Regions from separate parts of the Homo sapiens genome. Here region 2 is linked to region 1. Evidence: read pairs that join two places in POLR2A ChIA-PET (ENCODE). Cell type or tissue: OCI-LY7. All regions are shown on one strand. Links, peaks and the distances in the headings refer to the core of each region. The heading gives the core; the rest is flanking DNA.

Region 1 (3,029 bases), core at 226-2,725:
CTGGTCTCCAAGTCCTAGGCTCAGATCCTTTGGCCTCAGCCTCCCTGGAGTAGCTGGGGACTAGGGCACACGCCACCACACTGGGCAGGATCTGCTTTTTAAAGTAGTCTTCTGTACTCTTAGTGCAAAGGAGAACTGGACTGGAAGTCTGGAGGCCTATACTTCAGACCTAGCTCTACTATTTACCCAGTTGTTTGACTTATTTTTTTATTTTTTTTATTTTTTTTGAGACGGAGTTTCGCTCTTATTGTCCAGGCTGGAGTGCAATGACGCAACCTCGGCTCACTGCAACCTCTGCCTCCTGGGTTCAAGCAATTCTCCTGCCTCAGCCTCCCAAGTAGCTGGGATTACAGGCATGCACCACCACACCCTGCTACTTTTTGGTATTTTTAGTAGAGATGGGGTTTCATCGTGTTGGCCAGTCTGGTCTCAAACTCCTGACCTCACGTGATCCACCCGCCTCGGCCTCCCAAAGTGCTGGGATTACAGGCGTGAGCCACCGAGCCTAGCCTCAGTTGACTCTTGAATGACATGGGTTTGAATTGCATGGGTCGACTTATACACTGCTTTTTTTCAACCAAATGCAGATTGAACATACAGTATTCACGGGATGTGAAACCCTGTATGGGGAGGGCCCAATTTTCCTATACTCTTATTCCTCAGGGCCAGCTGCAGGACTTGGGTATGCTTGGATTTTGCTATACTTGGGGGTCCTGTAATGGTTATAAGACCAATAACCAATCGTCTGTGTATACTGAGAGACAACTGTACTATAGAGCTGTGTCTCAAGTTTCTTCACCTGAAAAATAAGGATTCTACATCAGTGCTGTTGACTTCCCTGAAGAGTTATGAATATCAATACATTGATTTTTAAAAGTAGAAGCATTTGGTTGGGCGCGGTGGTTCACGCCTGTAATCCTAGCACTTTGGGAGGCTGGGGTGGGTGGATTACCTGAGGTTGGAAGTTCAAGACCAGCCTGACCAACATGGTGAAACCCTGTCTTTACTAAAAATACGAAAAATTAGCCAGGTGCAGTGGCGCACGCCTGTAATCCTAGCTACTTGGGAGGCCAAGGAAGGAGAATCGCTTGAACCCGGGAGGCAGAGGTTGCATTAAACCAAGATCACGCCATTGCACTCCAGCCTGGGCTACAGAGTAAGACTTCATCTCAAAAAACAAAAAACAAAACAAAAACAACAACAAAAAAGTAGAAGCATTTTTAAAGCAGTAAAACACTGTATGAAACAGATGTTATATTGCAATTATTTCACAGTCTTGGCTATTGAAGTAAGCCAATTAGGCAATTTACTAAATTATGACCCAGATGACTATATTTATGTCCCTGAAGTAGAATTACCTTTAAATTTCAATTGTAATTAACATTTTTTTGCCAGATGAAATAATTCATTCAGTTCTGATAATAAACCACATTTGCACAATAGCTGTATCCTTTTAAAGACAATTATGTAGATGATTACCTTTGAAATCACCTCAGAGACACTAATTACTAGTAAAAAATGAGTTTCTCAATTGCTCATAATAGTAACAATATAGCAAATTATAGAGTCAAATTTTGATGTTTTAAACTCCAGTGGACTCTGGAAAATATAGACATAGAATGACAGTAATCACTGATTTTTTTTTTTTTTTTTTTTTTTTGAGACAGAGTCGTGCTCTGTCACCAGGCTGGAGTGCAGTGGCACGATCTCGGCTCACTGCAACCTCTGTCTCTCTGGTTCAAGCGATTTTCCTGCCTCAGCCTCCCAAGTAGCTGAGATACAGGCACACGCTACCATGCCCGGCTAAATTTTGTATTTTTAATAGAGACGGGGGTTTCACCATGTTGGCCCGGGATGGTCTTGATCTCTTGACCTCGTGATTCACCCGCCTCAGCCTCCCAAAGTGCTGAGATTGCAGGCGTGAACCACTGTGCCCAGCCTTATCATTGATTTTGAAAAATGATTCTATATTGACAATAATTTTGCCTTTTTATGAGCCAATAAATTCTTATTGTTTATGACTGTTTACATTTAGTTACATTACTTGCATCAGACAAGTGCTAGTAGTTATACTGAACTATGCTATGGCCACAGACTCTCCTCCTGCTTACCTTGGATTTCTAAATACCAACCCCAGCTGACATGGAATAGGGCTTTGTATCTGGCGGATGCTCATTAACCGTTGTTAGCCAACTCTGAAAGTTGTCTTCTTAGCATGCAAATACTTGTAAAAATTTTACAGAAGGGTGACAAATTCTAACAGTCTACCTTCAGTTGATTTTCTTATTTTTTTTTTTTCAGACAGAGTCTTGCTCTGTCGCCCAGGCTGGAGTGCAGTGGCTCACTGCAACCTCCGCCTCCCGGGTTCAAGCGATTCTCCTGCCTCAGCCTCCCAAGTAGCTGGTGCCTGCCACCATGCCCAGATAATTTTTTGTATTTTTAGTAGAGATGGGATGTCACCAAGTTGGCCAGGCTGGTCTTGAACCCCTGACCTCAAGTGATCCACCTGCTTTGGCCTCCCAAAGTGCTGGAATTACAGGTTTGAGCCACTGTACCCAGCCCAGTTGAAATATTTTAATCTCCCTTGATTCTCTGGAGAAGAAATGACCTGTATATTTTCTCTTTCGCTTTATTTTTGGAGGCTGGCTGTTGGGTTTCTGAACACGCTCTGTACTTCTTGTGGTCTCCTAATGAATTTTAAGTAGTTATTACCATGATAGTTTACATTAATTTGGGCTGACTCACTATCTGTGTGTGCCTGTTTGCTTCATATTTCATCGTCAGCAAAAAACTGGTGCAAATGCATGGTGGGGGCACATGATATAAAACATCAGTCTCTAACTTGTATTATGGCTTTAATTTTCTCTGTGTCTTCACTTTATGATCAAAAGCAGAGTGGATTTTCTGCTTGCTTTTTATTGGAATGTTGGGAGTGATTAAGGAACTAAGACATATTTTGAAAAAATCAGCCTTTGATGTGATGTGATACTTACATGAATTAATATTGTGCATTTATATAATTAAAGGAC
Region 2 (2,764 bases), core at 265-2,764, 80 kb after region 1:
ACCCCGTCTCTACTAAAAATACAAAAAAATTAGCTGGGCCTGGTGGCGGGCGCCTGTAGTCCCAGCTACTCGGGAGGCTGAGGCAGGAGAATGGCGTGAACCCGGGAGGCACAGCTTGCAGTGAGCTGAGATCGTGCCACTGGACTCCAGCCTGAGCGACAGAGTGAGACTCCGTCTCAAAAAAAAAAAAAAAAAAAAAAAAAAGATTCTCCTGCCTCAGCCTCCCAAGTAGCTGGGATTACACGCCTAGCTCATTTTTGTATTTTTAGTAGAGATGGAGTTTTGCTGTGTTGGCCAGGCTGGTCTCGAGCTCCTGACCTCAGGTGATCCACCCTCCTTGGCCTTCCAAGTGCTGGGATTACAGTTGTGAGCCACTGTGCCTGGCCAGAAGCATGGTTTTTGTACAGACGTGGTGGTTGATCCAGAGAGGCAGGAGATGAGGCTGTCAGTCAGTTTCTAGATGGGGTAGTGATGTTGATGTCATTGATTAACAGAGGGGGAACAGGGAGAAGTGGAAGAAGAGATTGGGTCTTGCTTGAGCAGAATTGGGTTTGAGGTATTCGTGGAACATGCATTTGGAAAAGTTGAAGCAAAAGTTGCAAAGTAGAGTCTAGAGATCCAGAGAGAGAAGAGATGGAGTTGCAGATTTAGTGAGTTTTCCGACAAATTCATGAGAATTAGTGAAATTTCCCAGGGATGGAGTGTGGGGAAGAAAGAAAAGCCAGGATATAAGGAAATAAAACATGCAGAAGGAGAGAGGCAGGGCAGTCTGAGATGAAGTCATCAGAGGCAGAAGGATATATTTTCAGGCAGGGAGTTACGGACCCCTGTGTCGTATTCTCGACCTTTCTTAGGCAGAAGAGGGAAGAAAGTCTGCATAAAGACATAAGGATCCTCCGAGGTGGGAGGAGTTGAGGGGCTGCATTTCTGACGATCTCTCTGCATGAGAGACAGGAAGGCTGAGACTGAGTACTAGGGAAAAGTGAATTTCAGAAGAGCTATTGTGTGCATCTGGGTGGCGAGGACCCTTGATCGGTCTGCAGGGAGGGTCTGCTGAGAGCATCTGGGTGGCGAGGACCCTCGATCGGCCTGCAGGGAGGGTCTGCTGAGATTGAATAGCGGGAATTTGTAAGGCCTGTTTGAGTGTCCTCCACCCCACCATCAGTCAGTGACTTGGAAGCAGGAACAGAGAAATGTGGTGACTGAGTTCAGCCGAGGGGAGGACTTCAAGGTCCACTAGTCAGCTCAGTGAGGTTGAGAGAGAGGTGGGGCAGCCCCACCCACATTCTGCCTGCAAGCTCAGTGACCCGCCTCAGGAGGCTGGGAGTGAGGGCCCGGGCTGAACCGGGGCGCGTGCTAGAGAATAGGGACGTGAGTCGCTGTGGGCGAATCTGTGTTGTGACTTCTATTCTTCATGTCCTCTTCCCCACTCCATCAAATAGCACTGTGCCTTGCTTAAACAAGTCTCAGTTATACGATGTACGGATAACTTTGATCTCATTTTGACTCAAGTTTGCTTTACTTTTTGTAAGTCCAGAGTATTCATACAAAAATGCAAACTGAGAATTTTAGTAAGAATTCTCAATGCCTGTATCATCAACATACTAACTGACTGAACAATGAAGAAATAAAATTTTGGGAAGTCTGAAATTATTGTAGACACTGCATTATTTTATACAACTTTCTTAATAGCTGCAGGTTTCCACTGATAAATGTTTCTCTGAGGCTCACACATTTTGGGATGTAGTTGAACCAAATGTGAGAACAATTTATGCATTGATTCATCATCATGAGTCTGTGATGGGTGAGTTCCTGGGCTAGCCATACGTGAAAGTTTAGGTGAATTTTCATTGCAACACATTGATTCACCTGTATTTTCTGAGCATTTACTATAAGAGATTACAATTTACTTGGTGTGATTCTCGGTTGGACTGCAAATTTCTCCATATGACTTTTTTTTGAGGCAGGGTCTCACTGTCACTCAGGTTGGACTGCAGTGGCATGATCATGGCTCACTGCAGCCTCAACCTCCTGGGCCAAACAGATCCTCCCACTACTGCAGCTTCCTGAGTATCTGGACTACAGGCATGTGCTACCACATGGACTAATTTATTTCATTTTGTAGAGACGGGGGTCTTGCTGTGTTGCCTAGGCTGGTCTCAAACTCCTGGGTTCAAAACATCCTCCTCCCTTAGCCTCCCAAATTGCTGGGATTACAGGCATGAGCCACTGTGCCCAGCCCATATGCCTTTGATCTATAAAAAATTATCTTTTTCTCAAGCATGATACACTGTTTGAGTTGGACTCTTAGGACACAGTCTTCCCTTCTTGTTCTTGCTCTGTAGGCCATGACAATGTACCTTTGGGGCAGCAAAGAGGGAAAACAAATCCTCTGGGACCTGCACTGATTCTCATTTCAAACTCAGCATTTGGCCTGAATACATAGGTCAGCTGGTATTCCAGATAAATACTATGAATTGCAATGTTTCTCTGTACATTTCTTAACATTTGTAGATTAAATGAAAAGGGGCCTCCCACAGGAAGGAGTATGATCCAAGTTCAAGGAGTAAAATAACAAGACATATCATCCCTTGTCCCACTCCCCACAGTGAATGTTGTTTTGGTTTTGCTACAGCTGGTAGGGTCTTGAAGCTATGCATCTCTCGGGTGATCAGGAAGAGCTGCAGAGACTGCTCACTCATACGGAGACAAGGGACCAAGGAGTCATCAGAAACATAGATGGGACACGCCTCAGCTCCTTTTG

What was found. ChIA-PET counts read pairs that join two places held together with the same protein. Peaks named below come from ENCODE experiments on the same cell type or tissue, not always from the same donor. Only the 100,000 strongest peaks of a DNase experiment are listed, where the experiment ranks them.
Region 2: POLR2A ChIA-PET joins it to region 1 with 5 read pairs; 2 of 35 experiments call an interaction of 5 or more read pairs at or near these places.

The regions. Positions count from the first base shown.
Region 1 is chr9:6,711,316-6,714,344 of GRCh38, reverse strand. No RefSeq gene overlaps it. Among named protein-coding and RNA genes, the nearest start is that of LINC02851, 8.5 kb to the right of the region's middle. In OCI-LY7, for the core only: no CTCF peak of the experiment used is centred there; no DNase peak of the experiment used is centred there.
Region 2 is chr9:6,631,262-6,634,025 of GRCh38, reverse strand. All of the region lies in intron 2 of GLDC (glycine decarboxylase), which reads left to right. Among named protein-coding and RNA genes, the nearest start is that of GLDC, 13 kb to the left of the region's middle. RefSeq lists enhancers at 1,480-1,529, 2,697-2,746, 2,413-2,764. In OCI-LY7, for the core only: no CTCF peak of the experiment used is centred there; a DNase peak (open chromatin) is centred at 1,245.